Regions from separate parts of the Homo sapiens genome. Here region 2 is linked to region 1. A link is an interaction called in ENCODE POLR2A ChIA-PET data of the cell type or tissue named here. Cell type or tissue: GM12878. All regions are shown on one strand. Links, peaks and the distances in the headings refer to the core of each region. The heading gives the core; the rest is flanking DNA.

What was found. Peaks named below come from ENCODE experiments on the same cell type or tissue, not always from the same donor. Only the 100,000 strongest peaks of a DNase experiment are listed, where the experiment ranks them.
Region 2: POLR2A ChIA-PET joins it to region 1 with 5 read pairs; 2 of 35 experiments call an interaction of 5 or more read pairs at or near these places.

Annotation. Positions count from the first base shown.
Region 1 is chr11:59,145,320-59,148,702 of GRCh38, forward strand. FAM111A (FAM111 trypsin like peptidase A) reads left to right here. Exons shown (of 6, transcript NM_001312909.2): 4 at 508-537. Among named protein-coding and RNA genes, the nearest start is that of FAM111A, 4.2 kb to the left of the region's middle. In GM12878, for the core only: no CTCF peak of the experiment used is centred there; no DNase peak of the experiment used is centred there; H3K4me3 peaks cover 2,355 bases; H3K27ac peaks cover 1,731 bases.
Region 2 is chr11:59,560,664-59,571,163 of GRCh38, forward strand. LINC02739 (long intergenic non-protein coding RNA 2739) reads right to left here and starts at 5,467. Exons shown (of 5, transcript NR_187292.1): 1 at 4,352-5,467; 2 at 1,856-1,921; 3 at 473-580; 4 at 1-214. It overlaps TRF-GAA2-1 (tRNA-Phe (anticodon GAA) 2-1), which reads right to left and starts at 5,789; the gene lies at 5,717-5,789. LOC102723575 (a long non-coding RNA gene) reads left to right here. Exons shown (of 4, transcript XR_950136.2): 4 at 1-83. RefSeq lists enhancers at 4,761-5,262, 5,108-5,287, 5,263-5,762. In GM12878, for the core only: no CTCF peak of the experiment used is centred there; a DNase peak (open chromatin) is centred at 5,598; H3K4me3 peaks cover 1,355 bases; H3K27ac peaks cover 744 bases.

The sequences.
Region 1 (3,383 bases), core at 722-3,221:
ACAGAGAAATTCCTAAGGGGAGCTGTCAGGTGGGCTGGACATGGGCCCCAGGCTGCACTGCTTTATCCCTTTGCTGTAGGAAGTCAAGCAAGTTCTTTAGGTAAGTAGAACCTTGATGTCAAGTATAAAACAGGGGTTGGTATAGGATAGCTAAGAGCACTTTATATTTTGATATAATCTGATTTATCCTGGATACTGAAAACAATGTAGGGAGACGGAGGATATTGGAGTGTTTTCTTAACCTCTTGCCCCTTTCCACTGTGATTGCTCAAGTACATGCAAAATTAATGTTTCTTTCTGCCCATTTTATTTTCCTTTTTTTGTCTGTGTCTATTAATCATTCCTAAAGCACCCGGATCCTCTCTCAAACTTCGTAAGATGAGACATCATGAACAGACACAGTGAATCCCTAGATTTTCTTAATAGTTGGGCAACAAGTTCTTGCATTTAGGGATGTTGCAACATAGCCCAGTTCCGCAATTGTACATTTTCTATTTTTTTTCCTAGGTTCTCTGCTGTTTAAAAAGTATCCCTGTGGTGAGTGTATTGATATTGATAACATTTACATGACCTTTTTATTGATTATTTACTGGGGGACCTATTACATACAGGCAGTGTTTTAAAGGCTTTGCATATGCTCTCTCTCTCTCTCTATATATATATATATTTACACACACTGTATATATAGATAGATTGCATATATAATATATATAATATGTGTGTGTATGTGTGTATATATATATTGTGTGTGTGTGTGTGACAGAGAGAGAGAGAGAGAGATGAAGTCTCGCTCTGTTGCTCAGGCCTCAGGCTGGAGGGCAGTGGTGTGATCTCGGATCACTGCAACCTCTGCCTCCCAGGTACAAGCCACTCTCCTGCCTCAGTCTCCCAAGTAGCTGGGATTACAGGCACCCACCACCATGCCCAGCTAATTTTTAATTCTTAGTAGAGACAGGTTTTCACCAGGTTGGCCAAGCTGGCCTCGAACTCCTGACTTCAAGTGATCCATCAGCGTTGGCCTCCCAAAGTGCTGAGATTACAGGCATGAGCTACCGCACCCAGACCACAATATATTTCTTAATCTTTATAACAAGGTTGATTCCCACCTTAAGGTGAGGAAAATGAAGGAAGAATAGTTAATTAATATGCCCAAGGTCATGCAGCTAGTAAGTGGCTACCTGATATTTGAACTCAGACAGTTTTATAAGTTCTAACATTATTTTAGCACTTCCATATTCATTATCTCATTTAGAATCATTGCTTCTTTTTACAAACAAGAAATTGAGGCTCAGAAAGGCTAAATGAATTTCCCTAGTCAATGACTGACAGTAAACTAGAAAGCCAGGACTCTTGTTCCATAGTGGAATGGTTACGAGAGTAAACATAGCCTTTAGATAACTTCCATTTGACAAGAAATACAGGGGCTAGAACATAAGTTAAACAATGACATGAGGAAACAACCCAGGAGGTGAACATTCTATAGAGACAATTTCTCTGTTCTCTTCAACAAATCAGTGCTTTTTCTAGAATAAAAGAGCCTTATAAGACATATAAAGGAAACTGTGTACCTCAGTTGGATCTTGGTATGAATAAATCAGTATTGTGATTATAAAAGAAAAATTATGTAATTTTTAGAGATGGGAAGTGACCATTAGCGTTTAAATGTCATGATGTTTCTAGCTGTAACATAAATCATCTAGTAAAATAAAAGGATGGTGTAAGGGTAGCCAAACCCGGGTTTGGCAACTCACACCTCAAAGCCAAACATGAGAGATGAGAGTTGGTGGGAGGAAAAGCAGGTTCATTCAGAGAGCCAGCAAACTGAGAAGATGGCAGACTAGCAACCCAAAGTAGCCTCTTAAGTGAGTACAAGTTTCAGGCTCTTTATGTTAAGGGCATGGGGAAGAGAAGGGATTTACGATCAAGAGGTGACCATTGACTGGAGACATCTGAGCACCATCAAGGATCCAAGAAGGTTGGGAATGTCTTTGTCCTGATGTTCCAGTGAGCCCAAGCATTGATTTGCTGAAGAGAACAGATAAGTTGTCTCTATAGAATGTTAATTTCCTGGGCTGCTTCTACATGTTGTTGTTTAGCTTATGTTCTAGCCCCTGTATTTCTTGTCAAATGGAAGTTATCTAAAGATTATATTTATATTTGTTCTCCAGGTCACAACCCTCCTGTAAATTTTTAACAATCCATAGTTGTTTACATACTTTCCCTTTAATCCCAGAGCTAGTTTTTAAAACTACATTTTTTTTGCATATTATCTCACTGCTCTAAAATTAACCTCCCCTCCATGCATGAATGGATAAAGACCCCGTGAACAAAAATAGAGTTCTTTATGTTAGTTCTTTTACTGTTTCACTGTTACATAAATTGGCAAAAAAATGAACAATTAACTATGTGATAGGTATGTAGAAGTTCATTATACCATTCTCTCATTTTTTCTCTAATAAATTGTTCATAATAAAAAGTCCTGAAAGTATATTCTCTGAGTTTTATGACCTTGAGTAAAAGTTTAATCTCCCTGGGTGTTCAAGCTCTTTTGCCAGTAAAATGAGACAAATAGTACCTATCTCATAGGGTTGTAAGAATTACATGAGATAGTTGATGAAAAGCACTTAGAACAGGGCATAGTACACCATATGCCTACTCCATTCGTTTATTGAATGTATCTTTAGAAATGTATCTTTTTCAAGGGCCTGACATGTCTCAGACATTGTTTTGAAATATTGAGGTACTAAGGACAGACATGGCTGCTGCCCTCAATGGTATTTATCTTTCTAGCGGTATTTATTACTATTGAAGATGTCACTATTTTATTTAAAGTTTGTTCATCCTCTTCTAGGGAGACATCAGAGGAGAGATAGAAGGAAAAATACCTCTTTAAACAAAAAATCTAAAGCAGCAACTAAGGTTTCTGACTATCATCCCTAGCAAACTTTCCAGATTTCTTTTTAAAATCTCATTCCAAGTTTCTTTCCTCAGCTCTATCCTCACCACTTCCCTGTAATTTTATCTCCCCTTGCCATCTTCATCTTAAATGAATAACAGATTTTAACATCAATGTAACTAGAACAGCTTTTTGAAATTTCCAACTGAAAATTATTCTATTATTTATACTTGCATTTGAATTCCATCTCTGCCACATAGCTCTGGCCTTGGGCAGTTCGTCTACCTTCTCTAAGCTATACTTTCCCCATCAGCAAAGTGTAGCTATACCTAATTTGCATAGCATCCGCAGGAATTTGCAGCTAGAGATAATTTTCATAAAGTGTTTAGTATAATTTTCATGAAGTGCCTGACACGCAGTGTTCTCGAAAAGAGAGCTTTTATTGTTAAGGTGATTATAGTTGGTGAATAAACTATCTATTTGCTAA
Region 2 (10,500 bases), core at 4,103-6,602, 420 kb after region 1:
GCGTGGCAAACGTGAATCCTCAGTTCTGCAAAACCGCGCAGGGGAGAGAAAAAGCCGCCCACGAATTGAACTGTCTGCACCGCCTACGCGTGTCTTAGCCCTGAACCCAAAGCGCATCCAGTTGGAAACCACAGTTCAGTGGTTAAAGACATCAGGCTGCCCCTTCCGAGGAGACGCCACTTCGTGATTCCTTGCCTCCATCCCAGGTGCCCACCTCAAAAAAGTAGCGCGAAGCAGATTAGCTGAAAAGAGATGACGGGTGGTAGCCGTAGCTCGCCGGCGATCCGGTGAGCGCGCCCCGGACCCACCCCGCCCCCACAGCCCCGACTTCGACGCACGCGCAGCTCCGTCTCAGCTCGCTAGCCGACCCGCCCCTCCCACTTCTCCCCTGTACACGCAGCTGTTTTCTTCTGACAGATCCCATCAAGAACTTTCAGTCCTCTAGGCCTCGCACGTGCTGTCCCATCAATACCTGAAATGTCACCTTCCTTTCAACTCCTTTCCCCTCGTTACCTCCAAGCACCTATAGAGAAGGAAAAATAATCTTCCTTCTACCAGTTTGAGTTCTCAGCTGGGACTCCTGTAACAACAGACAGAATGAAGAGAAAAACAAGTGTATTAACATGTGCATTTCATATATACATGGGACATACCCAGGGAATGAGTAATTCTAAAGGTGTGGCTGAGAACTCCATTTTATACAGCATCGTCAACAAAGAACAATACGTTTTTGGAGAAGTGACAACACAAAGGAAAAGGACCTTAAAGGCTGGGCGCGGTGGCTCACGCCTGTAATCCCAGTACTTTGCGAGGCCGAGGTGGGCGGATCACCTGAGGTCAGGAGTTCGAGACCAGCCTGACCAACATGTGGTGAAACCTCGTCTCTACTAAAAATACAAAAATTAGCCGGGCGTGGTGGCGCGCGCCTGTAATCCCAGCTACTCAGGAGGCTGAGGCAGGAGAATCGCTTGAACTCGGAGGCAGAGGTTGCAGTGAGCCGAGATCGCGCCACTGCACTCCAGCCTGCGCGACAGAGCGAGACTCTGTCCCAAAAAAAACAAAAAAAAAGAAAGCAAAAAGAAAGGACCTCGGGTCTCCAGGGACAGCAAATTGTGGGAAAGCAAATATATGGGAAATTAATGTTAGATAAAGGCAGGTTCCTAAAGCTTGTTAAATGTACTTCTGTGGTCCCCTCTGTTCACGTCTCCAAGCTGTTAAGGACCTAAAGTTGTCTTAGGTTATCAACCTTTGTCCTTCCTGGTAGAGAAAGGAGGAGGAACGACTTTGTAAATGTATATCCTGCTTTTAGGCAGATAGGGGGAGGCTATGGAGCTTTATTTTAATCAGCTTCTTCCCAATTGCCTTTAGCGCAAAATAATCCTTAGGCCGGAGTGGCATATTTTCGGGTGGTATATACTTCTACCCTTTACACCTTTGAGAATGCAGCTTGGCCAAAGCAGTAGTTCACGCCTGTAATTCCAGCGCTTTGGAGGCCGAGGCGGGCCAATCACTTGAGGTCAGGAGTTTGAGACTAGCCTGGCCAACATGGTGAAACCTGGTCTCTACCAAAAAATACAAAAATAGCCAAGTGCGGTGGCGCACACCCGTAGTCCCAGCTACTCGGGAGGCTGAGGCAGGAGAATCGCTGGAACCCAGGAAACAGAGGTTGCAGTGAGCCGAGATGGCTTTTAATCAATGCTTTAATAGAGAAATATGCAAGACCTTTGGTAACCCAGAGAAATCACTAGAAGGAAGGCAGAGTAGCACCTGGCAGGGGGTAAGGCATTAGAACTGTGCCTTGAAAGGTGAGTAGGAGTGTGCAGGCATGCAGGAAATGTGATTCAGCCAGAAATACCGTGTCTTCTTCTCTGAGCTTGAATTCCAAATGCTTCTCACCAGGATTCCCCCTCTCCTCTTCAGGCTGAAAACAGACAGGGCTTGCCTTTTTAGGGCAAAGGCTAGGCCCAACATTTCCTAGGAATATGCCTCCCACTTTTGGTCCCAAGGTGGTTGGCTTTTGCTCAGAACAATAGTAACAATCTCATTCTTCACTCTTACCTGTGTGTATAAGTAACACTTTAAAGCATGCTGTCAGGTTCTCCAAAGAAACAGAACCAGTAGGACAGAGACAGATAGAAACAGAGGTAGAGAAAGATTATTTTAAGAGCTCGGTTCACACATTGTGGGGGTCAGCAAACCCAAAACCTGTAGGGCAGACTAACGGTTTGAAAATTCAGATAAGAGTTAAGGTTGCCATCTTGAGTTTAAATTCAGCAGGGCAGGCCAGGTGCTGTGGTTCATGCCTGTAATCCCAACACTTTGGGAGACTGAGGCGGGTGGATGACCTGAGGTCAGGAGTTCCAGACCAGCCTGGCCAACACGGTAAAACCCCGTCTCTACTAAAAATACAAAAATTAGCCAGGCGTGGTGGTGCACACCTGTAGTCAAGCTACTTGGGAGGCTGAGGCAGGAGAATCTCTGGAACCCAGGAGGCAGAGGTTGCAGTGAGCCCAGATGGCGCCACTGCACTCCAGTCTGGGTGACAGACCAGGACTCCCTCTCAAAAAATTAAATAAATAAATAAATAAATAAATAAATAAATAAATAAATTCAGCAGGGCAGTAAGCTGGAGACTCAGGAAGGCAGGTTTTCTATACCAAAGTTTTTTTTGTTTGTTTGTTTTTGTTTGAGATGGAGTCTTGCTCTGTTGTCCAGGCTGGAGTGGAGTGGCTCAATCTTGGCTCACTGCAACCTCCGCCTCCCAGGTTCAAGCAATTCTCCTGTCTCAGCCTCCCAAGTAGCTAGGATTACAGGCATGCGCCACCATGCCTGGCTAATTTTTGTATTTTTAACAGAGATGGGGTTTCACCATGTTGGCCAGGCTGGTCTGCAACTCCTGACCTCAGGTGATCTGCCCGTCTCGGCCTCCCAAAATGCTGGGATTACAGGCGTAAGCCACCGCGCCTGGCCTATAGCAAAGTTTTTAGGAGAATTCCTTCTTCTTCAGAAACTCCAGTCTTTGCTCTTAAAGGCTTCAGCTGATTTAATGAGGCACATTATAAAGGGTGATCTTCTTTACCTGGAGTCTACTGATTTAAACGTTAATCACATGTAAAAAATACCTTCATTGCCAGGGGCTGTGACTCATACCTGTAGTCTCAGCACTTTGAAAGGCCGAGGCAGGCAGATCGCTTGAGCTCCAGAGTTCGAGACCAGCCTGGGCAACATGGCGACACCCCGTCTCTATAAATACAAAAAATTAACCGGACGTGATGCTGCGTACCTGTGGTCCCAGCTACTAGGGAGGCTGAGGCCAAAGAATGACTTGAGGCCCAGGAGGTTGAGGCTGCAGTGAACTGTGATGGTGCCACTGCACCCCACCCCTGGGCAACAGAACAAGACCCTGTCTCAAAAGAAACAAACCAAAAACACCTTCCTAGTAACATCTAGAATGGCGTTCGACCAAACCTCATGAAAAGTTTAATTCTCTAGTCTATTAGATGATCAGTTGGGGTTTCTTCTTATTGATCACCATTGGACTTTCAAGAGCCCCTCATCAAAATACATCTTTCCACCCAAGAACTCAACGATTTTGGGGCTGAAGCCCCATATCAGCTAGCATATTGGCAAACATTAACAGAAAGAGGAGAGGGGTATAAATAGGCCTAAAAACCATATGGCTGGCTTCATTTTGCCTTTTACCACACTGCGAGTTCTTAGAATGTGACACATGGATCTCCTTCCTCTCCCTCCATGGTCCAGCCTGACTAAAAAGAAGGCACTCCCTAAGTGTGTTTTTCCATTGCCTTGCCTTGAGTGGAGTGGCTCATCTTTTTTTTTTTTTTTTTTTTTTTTTTTTTTTGAGACGGAATTTCGCTCTTGTTGTCCTGGCTGCAGTGCAATGGTGTAATCTCCGCTCACGGCAACCTCTGCCTCCTGGGTTCAAGCGATTCTCCTGCCTCAGCCTCCCGAGTAGCTGGGATGACAGGCGTGCGCCACCACGCACGGTTAATTTTGTATTTTTAGTAGAGACGGGATTTCTCCATTTTGGTCAGGCTGGTCTTGAACTCCCAACCTCAGGTGATCCGCCCGCCTCAGCCTCCCAAAGTGCTGGGATTACAGGCGTGAGCCACTATGCCCGGCTGTGGTTCATCATCTTAATGAGGCTTTCTACTGAAATTCAATCCATATCCTCCGAGTTCCACTGACCTCCGCCCCCATGCCAGACAAGCATGGACAACTCTGGAAGCCTAGAAACTGGTGGATGGCCGATTCCCGGGGTGTTTCCTAGTGATCTCTGCCAGGAGCTTCTCTGTTGGTGCTGATAACAAATTAGCCAATGGATACAAACCTGTTTTGTAAACTGCCAGGTGTTGAAGATCAAACGGTGTCCTCTGAAATTCAGTTCTTCCTGCATACAGCGTCTGGATATCTTTGCTGGGGTGGGGAAGGTGGTGCATAGGGTTCAGAGGGGTGCAAGGATATGATGTACAAGTGACTTGCAATTTGGAAAATAAAAATACAGGGTGTCCAGTTAAATCCAATTTCACAGAAACAACAAATATGTACTTTGTATATTCCATGCAATATTTGGGACATGTTTATACTAAAAAGTATTTGTTGTTTCTCTGAAATTCAAATTTTGGCCGGGTTCAGTGGCTCGTGCCTGTAATCCCAACACTTTGGGAGGCTGAGGCAGGAGGATGACCTGAGGTCAGGAGTTCGGGACCAGCCTGGCCAACATGGTGAAACCCTGTCTCTACTAAAAATACAAAAATTAGCCGGGCACCTGTAATCCCAGCTACTCCGGAGGCTGAGGCAGGAGAATCACTTGAACCCGGGAGGCGGAGGTTACAGTCAGCCGAGATCACGCCACTGCACTCCAGCATGGGAGCAAGACTCCATCTTAAAAAAAGAAAAAAGAAAAGAAAAGGAAAAAGAAAAAAAAGGAAATTAATTGGACGTCCTGTATTTGGTCTTCTAACCCTAGTGTAGATTTAAACTAGAAAGGGCTTCCGATCTCTGTCTCCCGCCCCACCTAAGAGCTGTTCTAGGGTCCTTGTTATTGTTTTTGTTTTCTTTTTTAAAGACAGAGTTTCACCGTGTTGGCCAGGCTGGTCTCGAACTCATGACCTCAAGTAATCCGTCCGCCTCGACTTCCCAAAATGCTGGGATTACAGGCGTGAGCCACCGCGCCCGGCCCCGGTCCTTGTTACGGTTTAAAAAGCTGGACAAAGCCCGTGCGCCGAACGCTTTCGAGGACTTCTTTGGCCAAGAGGGGGCCCGGGCTGTCACCATTCCCGGCAAGCCCGCGACCAAGCAGGCAGCGGAGGCGGCGCAGGCCGAGAGCTCCCGCCCCTCTGACAGTGAGAGAAGGGTCGCAGCGCCCACGGCTGCCTAGAACCCGAAAGAAGAGGAGCGGGGTGCGGGGACACAGGGTTGCTCAAGAAAGTGAGCTATGCGCAGTGCTCCGGAAGAGCTTGTCTCAAACCAGGTCCCAAGTGAGGGCAGAGGCGTAACTTCGTACTGGGCAGTTTAAAAGGTAAGACATATGTCCCCAGTATCCTCCCTCCCAGGGGAAAATGACGATAAGGTTTCCCTTAACTGCCCCAGCCCGCGTGAGAACCCACAGGGTGTTGACCCTGTTAACTGCAGAAAGACCCTGTTAACTGCAGAAATCACATGTAGTGATGACTAACGCCTAAAACGGAAGCGCTGCCGAAACCCGGGATTGAACCAGGGACCTTTAGATCTTCAGTCTAACGCTCTCCCAACTGAGCTATTTCGGCTGCCGTGGAAGACGTTTTTCTTTTTTTCTACATAATTATAATAAAATAGTATTTGTTCCGTGGTAACAAAGATCATATGGATTCAGCTAGAGGTAGGCATTTTACAAATGTTACAAAGGTGATAAGGCAAGGCCCTTGTTTACAAACTGAAGTGATAAATCACTTTTCTCAGGGTTTTTTGTTGTTGTTGTTGTTTTAAGTTCCCTGCAATTTGCTTTTTTCATTTAAAAACATATTATGGACTTTTTTCATGGCAGTTATGTAGACCTATCATACTTTTTAATCCACGTTCGCCAGTATTGGATTGTATGGTTATAACATAATCTATGTAATCAAACTGACAACTATCAGCTTTTTTACCTTTTTCTATATCTCATTATTAAAAACAATACTGCCATAAATTTTTAAAATATACTTGTTTTTCTTGTGCAAAGGCAGATTTTGCAAGGTAGATATATATAAACATTGTGATTTTTACAGATATCTTCAGATTGAAATCCAGGATATATAGAAGAGGTAAGGAAGGCCATTTGTAAAGGCTTCAAATGTAGACTTTCAATGCTACCTCCACATGAGGTAAACATAGAGTCACTGTACAGTATTTGTTAAAAGCATTGATTTGCTAAACCTAGCATTAAAAATATACCTCAATTTTTGGAATACCATCTTGGCATTTTTCATTTTTAAATATATATAGTCAAAAAAAAGAATTAAGTCAGGCTTCCCTCAAACTCTAAGAAGCAAGTTGTGGTTTAATAATATCTCTAATATGCTGATTTTATTCCTCCTCCACCTCCCATTTCATAATTTTCATCTCTTGCATTTATTCACTGAAAAATGTTTTAGCCAGATGCGGTGTCTCTGGGAGGCCAAGGCAGGCGGATCACCTGAGGTCGGGAGTTCAAGACCAGCCTGACCAACATGGAGAAACCCCGTCTCTACTAAAAATACAAAATTAGCCGGGCGTGGTGGTGCACGCCTGTAATTCCAGCTGCTCGGGAGGCTGAAGCAGGAGACTCCCTTGAACCAGGGAGGTGGAGGTTGCAGTGGGCCGAGATTGCGCCATTGCACTCCAGCCTGAGCAACAACAGCAAAACTCCGTCTCAAAAAAAAAAAAGTTTTATATAAACTCCATAAGGCTGTTAGAATAATTCAATGCTTTGTATTCACTTGCTTCATAAATAAGGAGCCAGCATGGACTCATTACAATTTGAAATAAAAGCGCCATGACCTTAGTTTAGAATTTATAAACAATAGGCTTAAAATGGAGGATGAGTATAGACTGTCATTCTCAAGAAAGATTAAGAGTACATCTGAAATGAGATGTTTGTGGCTGTCACGCCTAAACTAGGTGACTTTACAGTTTTTTCAGACTCAAGAGCCTATCATTTGTTTAGCTTAAATTTCACCCTTTTGGTTTCCCTTGGTAGTTGAAGTACGAAAAATTCTAAAATGACCCACAAAACACCCTCCCAGCCCCACAAAACCCTGCATAATCCCTGGGACTATGAAATTCATCATATTAATTTATAACCTGTTATTAGGTGATATTATATAGTACAGGTTACTCTAAAATATGTGATTATCTGGGTGAGCCTGACCAATCACTTGAGCCCTTTAAAAGCAGAGGGTTTTTTCTAGCTGGTTGCAGAAAGGAGTCAGAGACTCAAAACACAAGACTTGAAGATGGAGGGGACCATGTGGCAAAAATATACGGGCAGTCTCTAGAAGTTGAGGGTGGTTCTCAGCTGACAGCCAGCAAGGAAATTGGTCTTCAGTTCTGCAACTGCAGGAAACCTAAGTTGGCCAAGAACAAGAATGAGTTTGGAAGCAGCTTTCCCCTCAGTGCCTCCAGATGAGAACTCAAGCTGGTCAACTCCTTGATTTCAGTCTTGTGACACCCTGAGTAGAGAACCCAGTCACATCATGTGGGACTTCTCATCTACAGATGAACGGATAAACCGTGAATGGATAGAACAGGTGTTGTTTTAAGCTACTGTTTATAGTAATTAGTTATGCAGCTATGGAAAATTAATACCGTAGTATAGACTTACCATAGGCTAGGTATATTAATGACAAAGAGTGGATTTAAGTCCTTTTCCGGTCACTTACTTGCCTATGTTCTTGAGTCATTTACTTGTCTATGCTTAAGTCGGTTTCTTTTCTTTTTTCTTTTTTCTTTTTTCTTTTTGAGACAGAGTCTTGCTTTGCTGCCCAGGCTGGAGTGCAGTGGCACGATCTCGGCTCACTGCAACCTCTGCCTCCCGGATTCAAGCGATTCTCCTGCCTCAGACTCCCGAGTAGCTGGGACTACAGGCGCCCACCACCACGCCCGGCTTGCTTATTCATTTATTTATTTATTTATTTATTTATTTATTTATTTATTTATTTATTTATTGAGACGGAGTCTCGCTCTGCCACCCAGGCTGGAGTGAAGTGGCAGGATCTCAGCTCACTGCAACCTCTGCCTCCTGGGTTCAAGCGATTCTTCTGTCTCAGCCTCCCGAGCAGCTGGGACTATAGGTGTGTGCTACCACGCCCAGCTAATTTTTGTATTTTTAGTAGAGACGGGATTTCACCATATTGGCCAGGCTGGTTTCGAACTCCTGACCTCGTGATCCACCCGCCTCGGCCTCCCAATGTGCTAGGATTACAGGCATGAGCCACCGCCCCTGGCCCTGGCTAATTTTTGTATTTTGAGTAGAGATGGGGTTTTGCCACACTGGCCAGGCTGGTCTCAAACTCCTGACCTCAGGTGATCCACCCTCCTTGGCCTCCCAAAGTGCTGGGATTACAGGCATGAGCCCCTGCACCTGGTTCCAGTGTGATACACACATGCACACATACATACATATATATAATTTATATATACATATGTGTATATGTATAAAAAAATATACACACACACACACATACGTACACACATATATATGTAAAATACCTGGACCCCATCTGCAGAGATTCTGATTCAATTAGGGCTAAGGCAATTATGTGTGTGTGTGTGTGTGTGTGTGTGTGTGTGTGTGTGTGTGTGTGTGTCTAAAATTGCCCTAGCCCCTAATTGAATAGAATCTCTGCAGATGGGGTCAAGGTATTATATGTGTTTTAAGTTGGCCAGCTGATTTTATGTGCAGGCTCTCTCAGTCTCTCATTCCTCGGTTCTCACAAAAATGCCACTATGATATGTTAAGACCCATTTTCTAAAATTGCTTACTCGACTTCTGAACAGGCACATCTTACAAAGCATGTCTAAAAATGAACCTGTTGGGTGCAGTGGCTCACACCTGTAATCCCAGCACTTTGGAAGGCCGAGGTGGGAGAATTGCATGAGGCCAGGAGCTTGAGACCGTCCTGGGCAACATGGTGAGACCCCGTTTCTACAAAAAATAAAAAAATAAGCTGGGCGTAGTGGCGCACACCTGTAGTTCCAGCTACTAGAGAGGCTGAGGCAGGAGGACTGCTTAAGCCCAGGAGTTGGAGGCTGCAGTGAGCTATGATCATGCCACTACACTTCAACCTAGGCAACCCAGTGAGACCCTATCTCTAAAAAAATTAAAAATGAACCTAACTTTCCTTCTAAACTTGCTTATCTTACTACCATCTTCCATCTAGGTTTCCTAAGTCAGAAAAATAAGAATTCCTTCTTCCCTCTGCCCTCCATTTTATGGGAAAGCCATGAAATGCTTTCATTCTACTTCATCCTTTCTGGAAGCCCTCCATTTCTCATCTTCGTATCCTCTCCAACCTCCTTTTTTTTTTTTTTTTCTTTTTTTTCTTTTTTTTGAGAGGGAGCTCTGTAGCCCAGGCTGGAGTGCAGTGGCACGATCTCGGCTCACTGCAACATCTGCCTCCCGGGTTCAGGCAATTCTCTTGCCCCAGCCTCCCGAGTATCTGGGAATACAGGCACCCGCCACCATGCCTGGCTAATTTTTTTGTATTTTTAGTAGAGATGGGGTTTTGCCACGTTGGCCAGGCTGGTCTGGAACTCCTGACTTCAGGTGATCTGCCCGCCTTGGCCTTCCAAAGTGCTGGGATTACAGGCGTGAGCCACCGCACCCGGCCCCTCTCCAATCATTTTCCACCCTGCTTAAGAATGTTTCACTAGCTCTCTAGTTAAAAACAAAAATCCAGGCTCTTGGGCCGAATGGGGTGGCTCAGGCCTATATTCCCAGCACTTCAGGAGGCTGAGGCAGGCAGATCACCTGAGGTCAGGAGTTCGAGACCAGCCTGGCTAACATGGTGAAACCCTGTTTTTACTAAAAATACAAAAAATTAGCCAGGCATGGTGGCACGTGCCTGTAATCCCAGCTACTTGGGAGACTGAGGCAGGAGAATTGCTTGAACCTGGAAGGGGCAGGTTGCAGCAAGCCTAGATCACGCCACTGCACTCCAGCCTGGAAGCCTGGGTGACAGAGCCAGACTCCATCTCAAAAAAAAAAAAAAAAAAGCAAAGAAAAAAAACCCAGGCTTTTCTTCCCCTTTAAATATAAACAGAGACCAGGGTCTCACTATGTTACCCAGGCTGATCTCAAACTCCTGGGCTCAAGGGATCCTCCTGCCTTGGCCTCTCAAAATGTTAGAATTGCAGGCAGGAGCTACATGGCTTCTCCATAGGGTATGTAAAAAGCCTTCCATAACTTGGGGCTAAACTTTCTCCAGCAGCATATCTCAGGGCTCTCTCTTTGACACTAAACACAAGCTATTCATGCAG